2 separate regions of the Homo sapiens genome follow, and region 1 is linked to region 2. Evidence: chromatin loops called from intact Hi-C (ENCODE). Cell type or tissue: CD14-positive monocyte. All regions are shown on one strand.

Region 1 (8,000 bases), 200 kb before region 2:
AGACACATCTCTGCATTGTATCTGGCAGCCTGGGGTTGGGCCAAGAACAGTAACCAAGGGGCTTCAGTGAGCACATGGCCTATGAGCTGCAGGTTTGGGGGATGCCCTTGGCCAGGGCCTTCTTGGAGACAGAAAGACATGAAAGTGGGTGATGAGGAAGATTGAGGAAAGAGAGGATCTTTGGGTCTTGAAGGTAGAGGAAAAGTAGGAAAGTGCTAGGTGTTGTTTTGTTTTGTTTTGTTTTGTTTTGGAGACAGACTCTCGCTCTGTTGCCAAGGCTGGAGTGCATGGCGCCATCTGAGCTCACTCTGCCTCCCGGGTTCAAGCAATTTTCCTGCCTCAGCCTCCTGAGTAGCTGGGACTACAGGTGTCTGCCATGATGCGTGGCTAATTTTTGTATTTTTAGTAGAGACAGGATTTCACCATGTTGGCCAGGCTGGGCTGGGTGTTTTTTTGTTGTTTTTTTGTTTGTTTTTTTGCTCTGTCGCCCAGGCTGGAATGCAGTGGCACGATCTCGGCTCACTGCAGCCTCCAACTCCCTAGTTCAGGCGATTCTCCTGCCTCAGCCTCCCGAGTAGCTGGGATTACAGGCATGCTCCACCACACCCCACTAATTTTTGTATTTTTAGTAGAGACAGGGTTTTGCCATGTTGGCCAGGCTGGTCGTGAACTCCTGGCCTCAAGTGATCTGCCCATCTTGGCCTCCCAATGTGTTGAGATTACAGGTGTAAGCCACAGCACCTGGCCAGAAAATGCTAGATTTTGATTTAGTTGAACATTTAAACCATGGTTTTAAGCTTTTTTTTGAGATAGAATCAGCTAGAATCCCAACTACAAAATGTTAGTCAAAACCCTAATTACAAAAGTGGCCTCTCAGTAGAGAGGGGCTTTGAGGAGCATGGTTTGAAAAATTTCCCCAATCCAGGTAATGATGGTTATCAGTTACTTTATTCACCCCTTACATACTGTATTTATGAAGATAGATAATGTGTAAGATGCTAGTTTCAGATAAAATCTTTTGTGGCAAAGCTTGTAGGTTAAGAGGAATGGTTCTGGAAGCAGACTGTCTGTTCAGACTCTAACTGTTCCTTAGTTTTGTGACCTTGGGCAAGTCACTTAGTCTTGAATGAGCCTGAGGTTCCTCATTTGAAAATGGGGATGATATTAGTACCTTCCTCATTGGGTTATTGTGTCAAATTAGGTTAAATGTAAAGTGCCCAGTAATATCTGGCATATACTTAGCACTCAGTAAATTGTAGTAGTTGTTGTTATTAAAGTTGTTGTTCATCAGTTTTCATGAACTCTCAGTCCTGTTCAGTTATTTTAGATAATTGAAGTAGGCCAGCATGTTTTGGTAAACAATTATAGACACTGACTTTAGGATAGTAAGCTTTGGCTTCACTCTCTCCCAAGTATAGTCCTTCTGGTATATGGACCTTACTATTAAGTGGATTCAACTGACTGGAAGCTTCCAGCATTTCCTGGAGTCCGGAGGTATAAAGACATGAATACTAGACAATTGTTTCAGAACTTCTTGTTAAGGCCAGGCGCGGTGGCTCACGCCTGTAATTCCAGCACTTTGGGAGGCCGAAGCGGGCAGATCACAAGTTCAGGAGTTCGAGACCAGCCTGGCCAACATGGTGAAACCTCGTCTCTACTAAAAATACAAAAAATTAGCTGGGCATGGTGGCAGGTGCCTGAAATCCCAGCTACTCAGGAGGCTGAGGCAGGAAAATTGCTTGAACCCGGGAGGCAGAGGTTGCAGTGAGCCGAGACCTGAGACCGCACCACTGCACTCCATCCTGGGCAACAGAGTGAGACTCCATCTCAAAAACAAACAAACAAACAAAAAAAAACCTTTCTGTTAAGAAGTGAGCCTATAGCTAGCGTAGAGTGGAGGAATACTGATTCAGCTTTATAGGATAATCTTTGGTATCTCTTCCAGAAAATAATTACAGAATCTCTCAAAAGCTCTTGTGTTTTGTTTTTAGAGGATCAACTGAGGCCAAAATTACTGAGGTCAAAGTGGAACCTATGACATATCTTGGGTCTTCTCAGAATGAAGTTCTTAATACAAAACCTGACTACCAGAAAATATTACAGAACCAGAGCAAAGTCTTTGACTGTATGGAGTTGGTGGTAAGTGGGCTCATGTTTATTTAGTTGAGTTATCCAGCTTTGCCACCTTGTAATCCTTGGAAATTAAAAGACCTGGAGAAATGTATAAGTGTAAGTTGAATATGTATATTCAACTCTACCTTAGGAAAACATGGAGAGACAATTAAAAAATAATAAACAAATGAATATATAGTGGTAAATGCTGATGAAGCAGGGTAAGAGAGACAGACAGTATAGGGAGGTTGGTGGGTTGCTATTTTATATAGCAAGGTTATTGAAGGCTCCTCTGAGGTGCCATTTCAACAGACTTGAAGGAAATGAGCCATGAGGACGTTTGAGGGAGTAGTGTTGTGTCAAACCAGGTATTAATAGCAAGCAGATGGCATTTGAAAGGACAATTCAAGGAGAGTTTATTTTCAGAAAGGCTAAATAGAAAGGTATGGGTATTGGAGAACCACAAGGGTTAGTGGAGTAACCTGGGGCTTATAGGCAGTAGAGCTCTTACTCCTCCTAGGACTCAAAGGGAGGAGGGAGTAGCAGTTACTGTGGCATCTAATGGGAGAAAGTCACATGGTTAGCTGAGTTGAGCCAACTCAAGATGACTCGTTCAGCTCCTTCCCACTTAGGCATCCTGTTGGTAGAGGTTACATGGGTCAGCCTCCTGGAGCATAGAGCAGCCTGGAGAAGAATGTGGTGTGACTTTGGAGGAACAAACAGAATTATCTGGCATAAGCATTCCAGGCTGAAAGAACAGCAAGCCCAGAGCTCCTGAGCAAGAGCTTGCTTGTCAGGTTTGAGGAACATCCAAGAAGCCATGGACCTTTACAGCTCACAGCTGTCTTTTTTCTACAGATGGATGAACTGCAAGGATCAGTGAAACAGCTGCAGGCCTTTATGGATGAAAGTACCCAGTGCTTCCAGAAGGTGTCAGTACAGCTCGGTAAGCTTGTCTCTTGAGGGGACCAGAGTTCAGGCTGTTTTCCATGATAGCCTTTGGGATACAAACTGCCCTTCAAAGCCTATGGTCCAAGAGGGTAAGACCTATATGAGGTGATTTGTTTTTCTCCCCACAATAAATAGTATGTTATGGGTACTCAGAGTTGATAGGAAATTTCTAGATGTAAATTCTACAGAAGCACAGTAGACTGAGAATTAAATCCCCATGAAATATGTTGTTGTTTTGGTAAATCCAAGACTTAAGAAATACCCACCCATTGCTTTTTCCCTCTTCATTTCTCAAGAATTCACTAAGTGACACTGACATTACTCCTCCCTAGCTTTTCCTGACCTCCTTCCAGCCCTAAATTATTGGCTATACATACCTTCATTTTCTTTCTTCTTCTACTTTTTTTTTGGGCTGGGGGGGCAAAGTCTCTCGCTTTGTCATCCAGGTTGGAGTGAATGGCACAATGACTGCACAGCTCACTGCAGCCTCAACCTGATAGGCTCAAGCAGTCCTTTCACCTCAGGCTCCCAGAGTAGCTGGGACTAAAAGCATGCACCACCACCACCACACCCAGCTAAATTTTTAATTTTTTTGTAGAGATGGGGTCCCCCTGTTTGTCCAGGCTGGTCTTCAACTCCTGGGCTCAAGTGATCATCCTGCCTCAGCCTCCCAAAGTGCTGGGATTACAAGTGTGAGCCACTGCACCTGACCATCTTGTTTTTTTGGGTTTTTTTGTTTGTTTTTTTTTTTGAGACGGAGTTTCACTCTTGTTGCCCAGGCTAGAGTGCAATGGTGCGATCTCGGCTCACTGCAACCTCTGCTTCCCGGGTTCAAGGGATTCTTCTGCCTCAGCCTCCCGAGTAGCTGGGATTACAGGCATGCTCCACCATGCCCGGCTAATTTTATATTTTTAGTAGAGACGGGGTTTCTCCATGTTGGTCAGGCTGGTCTCGAACTCCTGACTTCAGGTGATCCACCTGCCTTGGCCTCCCAAAGTGCTGGGATTACAGGCATGAGCCACTGCTCCCAGCCTCCATCTTCTTATTGATCACATTGTATTGTGATTGTAGTGGTGGCTGGCTTTCTTTCTTTCTTTCTTTTTCTTTTTTTTTTTTTTTTTTGAGACAGTCTCGCTCTGTTGCCCAGGCTAGAGTGCAGTGGCATGATCTTGGCTCACTGCAACCTCTGCCTCTGGAGTTCAAGATATTCTCCCACCTCAGCTGCCTGAGTAGCTGGGATTACAGGCATGTGCCACCATGCCTGGCTAATTTTTGTATTTTTAGTAGAGATGGGGTTTCACCATGTTGGTCAGGCTGGTCTTGAACTTCTGACCGCAAGTGATCTGCCCATGTTGGCTTTCCAAAGTGTTGGGATTACAGGGATTACAGGCATGAGCCACCCTTTTTTTTTTTTTTTTTAGACAGGGTCTTGCTCTGTTGCCCAGGGTGGAATACAGGGGCGCAGTCATGACTCATTGCAGCCTCAACTTTCTGGGCTCCCAGGTGATCCTCTTGCCTCCCATGTAGTTGGAGGATCGTGCTAGGACCATGCTAGGCTAATTGTTTTTTTTTTTTTTGTAGAGACAAGGTCTTACTGTGTTGCCCAGGCTAGTCTCAAACTCCTGGGCTCAAGGAATCGTCCCGCCTTGGTCTCCCAAAGTGCTGGGATTACAGGCGTGAGCCACCATGCCCAGCTGTGGCTGGCATTCTTACCAAATTGTCATCTCCTTGAGGCCAGAGACTCTCTTATTTGTCTTTGTAATGCCCTTCCATGTGTGTCACAATGTCCCTACATTAAGTTTTCAATAAATGTTACGTTATTTCAATTGAAATTTATTTTTTGGCCTCTTTTCTCTGCAGGAAAGAGAAGCATGCAACAATTAGATCCCTCACCAGCTCGAAAACTGTTGAAGCTTCAGCTACAGAACCCACCTGCCATACATGGATCTGGATCTGGATCTTGTCAGTGACTTTATGAGAGTTTCTGCCACAAGGTGCCCAAGAGGAGAGGAATGGGAAGAGTGCCCCAGCACGTGGTGACTGCGTGATTTCTGCTCGTTGCCTTTGAAGATAACTGGCAGGACTGACTGTAGAACACTTTGACTTTTTTCAAAAAGTGATGGAATTTGTACATCCAAATGAATATTGTATAGACAATTTTCCCAGGAATGTGCAAAATGCTTGAAAGTTCAAACTTCTTTTTTGAAATGATCTTCAGATCCAGTGGCCCATTCTTTTATCTTTATCCTGTGAAGGTGTTTTTCAGGTTTTGAAACAATCCAAAAATCATTTAGGACCAAGTCTAAGGAAACATTTTAGTGGCCAAGTTGGATTCCGATTGTAAAGGAATGATACTAATTTTCTAGCATGGCTCTGAAGGTGATTTTAGGTAGAAGAGTTTTGAGGCTGGGCGCAATGGCTCACGCCTGTAATCCTAGCATTTTGGGTGACTGAGGCGGGTGGATTGCTTGAGCCCAGAAGTTGAAGACCAGCCTGAGAAATAAGGTGAAACCCTGTCTACAAAAAATACAAAAAGTTAGCTGGGTGTGGTGGCGTGTGCCTGTAGTGCTAGCTACTCAGAAGGCTGAGGTGGGAGGATTGTTTGAGCCCAGGAGGTTGAGGCTGCAGTGAGTTCTAATTGCGCCACTGCACTCCAGCCTGAGCGACAGAGTGAGACACTGTCTTAAAAAAAATTAAAAATTGTAAAAAAATGAAAAAAAAAGTTTTGAGCATTATTTGCATCATTGGGATACATATGTCACTTCACAAGATGTTCAATTTGAAGGAAATACCACTCATTCTCTATGTCCTGTTGTCTGTAGTGTGCTTCAGTTTTTCATATTGAGTTGACCTAAATCCTGGATTCATGACAAGAAAGGAGTAAGTACTACTATTCATTGTTCTATTTGTTTATAATCTGTATTATAAAATTGCACATAATTAAAAGCTTTCCCTTGTCTTCATCTATGTTTTGAGTGTATAAACAAAAAGGGAGTGCCGGGTGCGGTGGCTCACACCTATAATCCCAGCACTTTGGGAGGCCAAGGCGGGCAGATTGCCTGAGCTCAGGAGTTCACGACCAGCTTGGGAAACATGGTGAAACCCTGTCTCTACTAAAAATACAAAAAATTAGCCGGGCGTGGCGGTGTGCACTTGTAGTTCCAGATAGGAGGGTGAGGCAGGAGAATTGCTTGAACCCGGGAGGCGGAGGTTGCAGTGAGCCGAGATCGTGCCCTTGTACTCCAGCCTGGGCGACAGAGTGAGACTGTCTCAAAAAAAAAAAAGAGGGAGGGCTGGGCATGGTGGCTCACACCTGTAATCCCAGCACTTTGGGAGGCCGAGGTAGGTGAATCACTTGAGGTCAGGAGTTCGAGACCACCCTCGCCAACATGGTAACCCATATCTATAAAAAAATAGCCGGGTATGGTGGCACACACCTGTAATCCCAGCTATTTGGGAGCCTTAGGCAGGAGAATCACTTGAACCCGGGAGGCAGAGCTTGTGGTGAGCTGAGATAGTGCCACTGCACTCCTGGGCAGTGCTTTTTCCCGGGCGAAAAGGCGAGACTCCATCTCAAAAAAAAAAAACCAAAAAAACTAGGAGGGTTTAACAGAAAATAGGATTCTTTGCCAAGATGCTGAAGTGAACAGTAGTGTTGAGATATACCTCTGCATTAATTATCAGTAGAACACCAACTAGGCCAGGCACTTCAGGAGGCTGAGGTGAGTGGTCGCTTGAGCCCAGAAGTTTGAGGCCAGCCATGGGCAGCATGCCAAAACTCTGTCTACAAAAAATACAAAAATTAGCTGAGAGTGGTGGTGCATACCTGTATTTCCAGCTACTTGGGAGGCTGAAGTGAGAGGATCAATTGAGCCCGGAAGGCCAAGGCTGCAGCAAGACATGATCACAGAACTACATTCCAGCCTGAGCAACAGAGTGAGACCCTATCTCAAAATTAAAAAAAAAAAAAAAAAAAAAGCCACACACACACAAAAAAACCCACCATCTAATTTATTACTTACGTTTCTTATTCTGGCCAGGCATGGTGGCTCACACCTGTAATCCAGCATTTTGGGAGGCTGAAGTGGAAAGATCACTTGGGGCTAGGAGTTCAAGATCAGCCTAGGCAAGATGGTGAGACCCCTGTCCCTACAAAAAATTTAAAAATTTTTTAAAATTTGATGGTGTGTGCCTGTAGTCCTCATGCCTGTAGTCCCAGCTACTCAGGAGGCTGAGGCGGGAAGATCCCTTGAGCTCAGGAGTTCAAGGCTGCAGCGAGCTATGATTGTGCCTATGCACTCCAGCCTAGACAACAGCAAGACCCTGGCTCAAAAACAAGCTAAATAAATAAATAAATCCAGGCAGTAGTGCCATGGCATGCTCATGGCTCACTGGACCCTCAACCTCCTGAGCTCAAGCAATTCTTCCACCTCAGCCTCCCAAACAGCTGGGACTACAGGTGTGCACCACCACATCTGACTAATTTTTGTTTTGTTTTGTTTGAGACAGAGTCTCCCTCTGTTGCCCAGGCTGGAGTGCAGTGGTGCCATTTTGGCTCACTGCAACCTCTGCCTCCCGGATTTAAGTGATTCTTCTGCCTCAGCCTTGCGAGTAGCTGGGATTCCACACATGCACCACCACACCTGGCTAATTTTTGTATTTTTAGTAGAGATGGGGTTTCACCATGTTGGCCAGGCTGGTCTTGAACTCCTGACCTTAGGTGATCCACCCAACTTAGCCTCCCAAAGTGCTGGGATTACAGGCGTGAGCCACCGTGCCTGGCCTAACTTCTGTACTTTCGTAGGAATGCGGTTTCTCCATGTTGCCCAGGCTGGTCTCAAACTGGACTCAAGATATACACCCACCTCAGCCTCCCAAAATGCTGAGATTACAAGTGTGAGCCACTGTGCTCAGCCAAAATAAAATGTTTCTTATTC
Region 2 (8,000 bases):
ACCTCAGGTGATCTGCCTGCCTCAGCCTCCCAAAGTGCTGGGATTACAGGTGTAAGCCACTGTGGCCGGCCAGGTTTTCTTGTTTTTAAAAAATTATTTTTAGTTTTGACACAGAGTCTCTGTTGCCCAGGCTGGAGTTCAGTGGCGCGATCCCCGCTCACTATAGCCTCAACCTCCCAGGCTCAAGGAATTCTGCCTCAGCCTCCCAAGTAGCTGGGACTACAGGCATGCACTAACATGCCAGGCTTTTTTTTTTTTTTTTTTTTTTTTTTGAGACGGGGTCTTGCTCTGTCATCCAGGCTGGGGTGCAGTGGTGCGATTTTGGCTCATTGCCACCTCTGCCTCCCGGGTTCAAGTGATTGTCCTGTCTCAGCCTCCCGAGTAGCTGGGATTACAGACACGCGCCAGCATGCTCGGCTAATTTTTGTATTTTTAGTAGAGATGGGGTTTCACCATATTGGCTAGGCTGGTCTCCAACTCCTGACCCCAAATGATCTGCCCGCCTTGGCCTCCCAAGTGTGAGCCACCACGCCCAGCCTCATTTTTCGTTCTCAAAGGTGAGGAGTACTTATGATTCTGTTTCTGAGGGTCTCCATCCTTAGAGCAGGAGAAATATTGGAGGTTTTTGGCCGGGGTAGTGATGTGGTCAGACGGCCTTGGAACGCGCAACCCGAAATGGCCCTGTGGAGGGTGGAGGAGAGGGTCAGGAAGGCCAATTAAGAGGCCATTGCAGGTCATGTAGTTACATGCTTGAAATTTATGCATTTTTCCATACATGAATTATGCTTCAAGTTTTGTCTTTTTTTTTTTTTGAGACGGAGTCTTTCTCTGTTGCCCAGGCTGGAGTGCAGTGGCGTGATCTCGGCTCACTGCAAGCTCCACCTCCCAGGTTCATGCCATTCTCCTGCCTCAGCCTCCCGAGTAGCTGGGACTACAGGCGCTCGTCACCACGCCCGGCTAATTTTTTGTATTTTTAGTAGAGACAGGGTTTCACTGTGTTAGCCGGGATGGTCTTGATCTCCTGAGCTCATTATCCACCCGCCTCGGCCTCCCAAAGTGCTAGGATTACAGGCGTGAGCCACCGCGCCCAGCCTGTTATTGTTTTTTTTTGGAGAGTAGAGTTTTACCATGTTGCCCAGGCTTGTCTTGAACTCCTGAGCTTAAGGGATTGCCTGCCTTGGCCTACCAAAGTGCTGGGATTACAGGCGTGAGCCACCGCGCCCAGCCCATGCTTCAATTTTTTAAAAAAGACTATCACAGCTGAGCACGGTGGTGGCTGCCTGTAATCCCAGGAACTCAGGAGGCTGAGGTCGGAAGATCACTTGAGGCTAGGAGTTTGAGACCAGCCCCGGCAACGTGGCAAGACTCCATCTTTATTTAGAAAAAAAAAAAAGTGAAAATCACAGTGCTCCATGTAAATAAAGTTTAAAGCTCAGATCAAGGGGTTCTGGGCCCAGTGGGAACAGTATGACAAGTCTGGTGACTTGAGTAGGATTCTGGCTTAGAGCTTTCCAGAGTTTGAAGAGGGGTTGGGTGAAGGTAGGGGCCGACATGGGGAGAAAATCAAGTCACACTTGAGAACTGAAGGTAGAAATGTCTGAATGAGACTTAGAGCCCTTGCCGAATGAATAAACTGACTCCGTAGCTCTGGGGGTCCTGCTAGGAAGGGGAGCCAAGTGAAGGCCTGACACCCATCCTTAAGTGTTGTGGCTCGGAGAACTGGGACGGCCCTCGTGGACCACTTGGGGAAGGCATGAAGGGTCTCTGCGGGAGGAAGTCATTTCTTTATATTCCCTCCCTCCCTCAGATACTCTCCTTATCTGTTTGTCTCTTCTCACAGATATGACTGGGGCTGGGGGTACAGTGTCCCAGTGACAACGATCTGACCCACCTGTCTTTGAATCTGGTTCTGATGTTCCCTAGCGGTATGATTGAGCCTGGATAGGTTGCATTGCCTCTTTGAGCCTCTATTTCCTCATCTGTTAAGTGGGGATGATATCCAGTTTGCTGGCATAAGACTCACTTACCCTTTTCCCCCTTTCTAAAAAATGCCTTCTGCAATTTAATTTTAATTTTAATTTTTGTTTTTGTTGTTTTTTGGAGACACAGTCTCGCTCTGTCACCCAGGTTGGACTGCAGTGGCACAATCTCAGCTCACTGCAGCCTGGACCTCCCAGACTCAGATGATCCTCCCACTTTAGCCTCCTTAGTAGCTGGGACTACAGGCATGCACCTTCATGTCAGATTAATTTTTGTATTTTTTGTAGAGATGGGGTGTTGCCATGTTGCCCAGACTGGTCTTGAACTCCTGTGCTCAAGTGATCCGCCTACCTTGGTCTCCCAAACTGCTGGCATTGCAGCTGTGAGCCGCCTTGCCTGGCCTATTCTGCAGCTTCCCTGCCGTCTTTTTTTTTTTGAGACGGAGTTTTGCTTTTGTTGTCCAGTGCAATGGCGTGGTCTCGGCTCACTGCAACCTCCACCTCCCGGGTTCAAGCGATTCTCCTGCCTCAGCATCCCAATTAGCTGGGATTACAGGCATAGGCCACCACACCTGGCTAATTTTTTGTATTTAGTAGAGATGGGGTTTCACCATGTTAGTCAGGCTGACCTTGAACTCCTGACCTTAGGTGATCCACCCGCCTCAGCCTCCCAAAGTGCTGGGATTACAGACATGCACCACCGCGCCTGGCCTTTTTTTTTGAGACTGAGTCTTGCTCTGTTGCCCGGGCACTCCACTCACTGCAACCTCTGCCTCCCAGGTTCAAGTGATTCTCTTGTCTCAGCCTCCCTAGTAGCTGGGATTACAGGAGCCTGCCACCATGCCCAGCTAATTTTTGTATTTTTAGTAGAGACGGGATTTCACCATGTTGGCCAAGTTGGTCTGGAACTCATGACCTCAAGTGATCCGCCCACCCCAGCTTCCCAAAGTGCTGGGATTACAGGTGTGAGCCACCATGGCCAGCCTTCCTTACCATCTTATAACATGCCCATATTGTGGATGGAAGAGAATGGTGCAAAGTGGGGCCCTTGGGCACCCCAATATAACATGCCCATATTGTGGATGGAAGAGAACGAGTTAGGCTCTTGAGGGCTTCATAGGCCTGGGGCTGCTGGTCCCTTGAGATTGCTTTCTAGCATCTTGCAGTTTGGGGGACCTTACAGGTGCCAAAGAGGCCATCCGTTGTCTGGGAAAGCAGACGGGGCCAGGAATTCTGAGCATCGCGGCCCAAATTCGCTGGGTGACCTTCGTCGTCCCCTAGTGGTGAAGTGTGGCAACATCATATCCGGCAGGAATGGGTTTTGTGGCTTTGTGCCAGATTTTGTTGACTTTTGCTGCAGGTGCTGGGTAGGAATTCCCTCAGTATATTTTTTGCACTGTGGCTTGCTTTTTAGTTGCTGTTATTTGCTTGGGTGCAGTTCTCGTATTTGCTTTTACACCATTATATTTATTGAATGGGGCTTCAGTTGCCAGCAAATCCTGTGTGTTTTGTTACTATATACATGTTGAGCATCCCTGATCTGAAAATCCAAAGTCTGAAATTCTCCAAAATTTGAAACGTTTTGAGCACCAACATGACGCCACGAGTGGAATATTCCATAATTCACCATGTGTGACGGGTCACAGTCAAAACTTTGTATTGTGCACAGAATGATTAAAAATATTGTATGCCAGCCTGGGCAACATGATGAAACCCCGTGTCTACAAAAAATACAAGAATTAGCCAGGTGTGGTGGCGCACACATGTAGTCACAGTTACTTGTGGGGGCTGAGGCAGGAGGATTGCTTGAGCCCAGGGTGTCAAGGCTGCAGTGAGCCATGATCGCACCATTGTACTCCATTCTGGGTGACAAAGATAGACCCTGTCTCAAAAAAAAGATCTCTGGGTATTTGCGGCGCGTCCCATCTGGCTCCACATCCTTCTCCTTACCTTGCCCCATTCTCTAGCCCAGAGACCACGGGCAAAGTTCCTCCTTCAGTTTGGCTTTGTTCTTTTTTTAAGATAGAGTTTCGCTCTGTTGCCCAGGCTGGAGTGCAGTGGCGCGATCTCTGCTCACTGCAACCTTTGCCTTCCAGGATCAAGTGATTCTCCTGCCTCAGCCTCCCCAGTAGCTGGGATTACAGGCATGCACCACCACGCCCGGCTAATTTTGTATTTTTAGTAGAGACAGGGTTTCTCCATGTTGGTCAGGCTGGTCTCGAACTCCCGACCTTAGGTGATCTGCCCACCTCGGCCTCCCAAAGTGCTGGGAGTACAGGCATGAGCCCCTGCGCCTGGGCGATTGGCTTTGTTTTTTCATCAGTTAAAGGTAATGACCAGGGTTCCTCCTGAATTCCAGATAGACCTCAATCAGTTCTTGTGTCCTTTCTCCATCCATGCTTGTCCTTATTGAGGTTTATTCATCAGGTAGGACCCTGTTAATTTCAGGTACTATCTTATATAAGCTTCACTCTTTCTCTCTTCCCAGTCAGCGTGGCCCCATCTCTTCCTTGTCCTCCTCACTTGCATATGACACACTGCATTCAGGACACAAGGCCATCAATATGTCCCCAGGCACTACCTCTAAGCCCCACCTCACCCTAGGAATCCACTCTTGAGGGTTTTGAATGGGTCCTTGGCTATGTATGAAGAGTCCCCTGGGCAATTCTGCAGTGGTTAAGTCTGCATGTTTTAAAATTACACTGAAGTTCTTGGGCGATACTCTCATCCCATGTCTTTTCTCCCTCATATTGCTTTTGATATGCAGCCCTGTTGAGGTATGGACATTGAGTCCTGCATGGTATCCACAGTATGCATTCATCACGTTTCACTTACTGATTTTCCTCTTGATAGATAAGTAGGTCCCCTCCAGTTCCCTGTTACTGTCAGTGCTGCCTCAGTGAACTGTTCCTGCCCCTTCTGGGCCTATGCACAATTCCTCTGGTATACGTTTCCAAGTGTGGAGTTGCTGCATCAGAAGGGATTTGCTTGCTCACAGGTGCTGCGTGGTTGCTGTCCTGCACTGGTGCGCCAGTCTGTCCTCTCATCGCCTTAGGATTCTCTGCATCTTTTCCAATGGTATCATCCCTCTCTCCAAATTTTGACAATCTGATGGGCATAAAGTGGCTTCTTATTTTTAATTTGCTTTTCTTTCTGACTGCAGTTGTCCCTTCATATCTGCAGGTTCTGCATCCATGGATTCAACCAACTTCAGATAGAAAATATCATGAGGCAGGAGGATCACTTGAGCCCAGGAATTTGAGACTAGTCTGGGCAACATAGGGAGACTGCCTCTACAGAAAAAAAAAAAAATGAGCGGCGCAGTGGCTCATGCCTGTAATCCCAGCACTTTGGGAGACCGAGGCAGGCAGATCACCTGAGGTTGGGAGTTTGAGACCAGTCTGATCAACATGGTAAAACCCCGTCTCTACTTAAAATACAAAATTAGCCAGGCATGGTGGTGCATGCCTGTAATCCCAGCTACTCAGGAGGCTGAGGCAGGAGAATCGCTTAAACCCAGGAGGCGGAGGTTGTAGTGAGCCGAGATTTCGCCATTGCACTCCTGCCTGGGCAGCAAGAGCGAAACTCCATCACAAAAAAAGAAAAAACCAATAAAAATAACAATACCACCAAAAAACAATACAGTAAGGCCAGGTGTGGTGGCTCACACCTGTAATCTCAGCACTTTGGGAGGACGAGGTGGGTAGATCACCTGAGGTCAGAAGTTCGAGACCAGCCTGGCCAACATGGTGAAACCCAGTCTCTACTAAAAATATAAAAGTTAGGTGGGTGTGGTGGTGTGTGCCTATAATCCCAGCTAGTCTGGAGGCTGAGGCAGGAGAATCGTTTGAACCCAGGAGGTGGACATTGCAGTGAGCCGAGATCGCACCACTGCACTCCAGCCTGGGTGACAGAGCGAGACTTTGTCTCAAAAAAGAACAACAACAACAACAACAACAAAATACTTTCACGGACTCTGGTGTTTTCCCCCATCTGTCTATCTTTCCTTTTTTGTTTATTTATTTATTTATATACTTTTAGAGACAGAGTCTCCCTCTGTCACCCAGGCTGGTGTGCAGTGGTGCAATCATAGCTCAGTGTAGCCTTGAACTTCTGGTTTCCAGCGATCCTCCCGCCCCAGCCTCTTTTCTTTTTTTGAGACGGCATCTCACTCTGTTGCCCAGGCTGGAGTGCAGTGGCACGATCTCAGCTCACTGTAGTCTCCACCTCCCGGGTTCAAGTGATTCTCCTGCCTCAGCCTCCTGAGTAGCTGGGACTACAGGTGTGCCCCACCACACCTGGCTAATTTTTGTATGTTTAGTGGAGATGAGGTTTCACCATGTTGGCCAGGCTAGCCTCGAACTCCTGACCTCGTGTGATCTGCCTGCCTCGGCCTCCCAAAGTGCTGGGATTACAGGCGTGGGCCACTGAGGCTGGCCTGATTCTCTGTTTTGTTTCTGGCTCTTGACCAAGCTGTTTCTCATAGCTGGCAACAATGATTTTATGATCTCTTAGTTTATCTCCATCAGGACGGTGGGGGTCTGTTTTTTATCTAGAGAGAGATGACAGGAAACCTGATTTGTTAGGTTTTTTTGGTCGTTATTTTGCATGTTTGTGATCTCAAGTCACTTAAGGAAACACTGAAAGGAGAAAGCCCATTGAGATGTGGATCAGTGAGTTTTTGTGTTTTTTGGTTTAACTTGATGTATGAAAGACTGTAGAACTGAAGCTTCCAAGTTTCTGTATCTATATGAGTTTGAAATGTTTTTCTACCACCATAGTATATCAAATTAAATTATAATGTCTCTTAAATTTTAAGATCTAGGCCGGTTGCTGTGGCTCACGCCTGTAATCCCAAGCACTTTGGGAGGCAGAGGTGGGTAGATCACCTGAGGTCAGGAGTTCAAGGCCAGCCTGACCAACATGGTGAAACCCCAGCTCTACTAAAAATACAAAATTAGCTGAACATGGTGGTGCGTGCCTGTAATCCCAGCTACTTGGGGAGCTGAGGCAGGAGAATCACTTGAACTTGGGAGGCGGAGGTTGCAGTGAACTGAGATCACACCACTGTACTCCATTCTGGGTGACAGAGTGAAACTGAGTCTCAAAAAAAAAAGTTTAAGATTCATTTTGATTCTATTATAAGGTCTAATGAGGCTGCCAGAAAGATAAGGAAACACAAAAATTTTCAGAAAATAAATGGAATTTCTAATGTTTTAAAAGTGCTAGCCTTTGGAGGAATTTAAAAAAAGGACTCTGTCAGGTGTGGTGGTATGTGTTTGTAGTCTTAGCTACTTGGGAGGCTGAGGCAGAAGGATCACTTGAGGCCAAGAGTTTGAGGCCAGCCCAGGCAACAAAGCGAGACCCCATCTCTACCAAAAATTTAAAAATTGGCTAGGTGCAGTGGCACATGCCTGTAATCCTAGCACTTTGGGAGGCCAAGGCAGGTGGATCACCTGATGTCAGGAGTTCGAGACCAGCCTGGCCAACATAGTGAAACCCCCTCTCTACTAAAAATACAAAAAGTTATCCAGGCGTGGTGGCGGCTGCCTGTGATCCCAGCTACTCGGGAGGCTGAGGCAGGAGAATCGCTTGAACCTGGGAGGTTGCCGTGAGCTGAGATCGTGCCATTGCACTCCAGCATGGGCAACAAGAGTGAAACTCTGTCTCAAAAGAGAAAAACCACAAAAATTAAAAAATTAAGGCCAGGTGTGGTGGTTCACACTTGTAATCTCACCACTTTGAGAGGCCAAGGTGGGAGGATTGCTTGAGCCCAGGAGTTTGACACCAGCCTGGGCAACATAGCAAGATCCTCTCTCTACAAAAAATAAAAAATTAGTCAGGCGTGGTGGCACAGGTCTGTAGTAGCAGCTGCTCAGGAGGCTGAGGTGGGAGAATTGCTTGAGCCCAGGAGTTCTAGGCTGCAGGGACCTATGATCACACCACTGCACTCCAGCCTGAGCAACAGAAAGACCCAGTCTGAAAAAGCTAGACAAATACTAGGAAAAAATAGAAAATTTT

The links. Peaks named below come from ENCODE experiments on the same cell type or tissue, not always from the same donor. Only the 100,000 strongest peaks of a DNase experiment are listed, where the experiment ranks them.
Region 1: a loop joins it to region 2, with 2.3 times the contacts of the local background. A loop is called at or near these places in 28 of 110 quality-filtered maps.

What each region holds. Positions count from the first base shown.
Region 1 is chr20:36,749,821-36,757,820 of GRCh38, reverse strand. It overlaps DSN1 (DSN1 component of MIS12 kinetochore complex), which reads left to right. Exons shown (of 11, transcript NM_001145315.2): 9 at 1,992-2,139; 10 at 2,971-3,058; 11 at 4,924-6,026. The coding sequence ends at 5,033. Among named protein-coding and RNA genes, the nearest start is that of NDRG3, 7.7 kb to the right of the region's middle. In CD14-positive monocyte, CTCF peaks have their summits at 2,852 and 3,054 (motif pointing right); DNase peaks (open chromatin) are centred at 1,120 and 3,050; H3K4me3 peaks cover 1,141 bases; H3K27ac peaks cover 2,210 bases.
Region 2 is chr20:36,551,960-36,559,959 of GRCh38, reverse strand. All of the region lies in intron 2 of DLGAP4-AS1 (DLGAP4 antisense RNA 1), which reads left to right. Among named protein-coding and RNA genes, the nearest start is that of MYL9, 14 kb to the right of the region's middle. In CD14-positive monocyte, CTCF peaks have their summits at 3,037 and 3,239 (motif pointing left); a DNase peak (open chromatin) is centred at 3,269.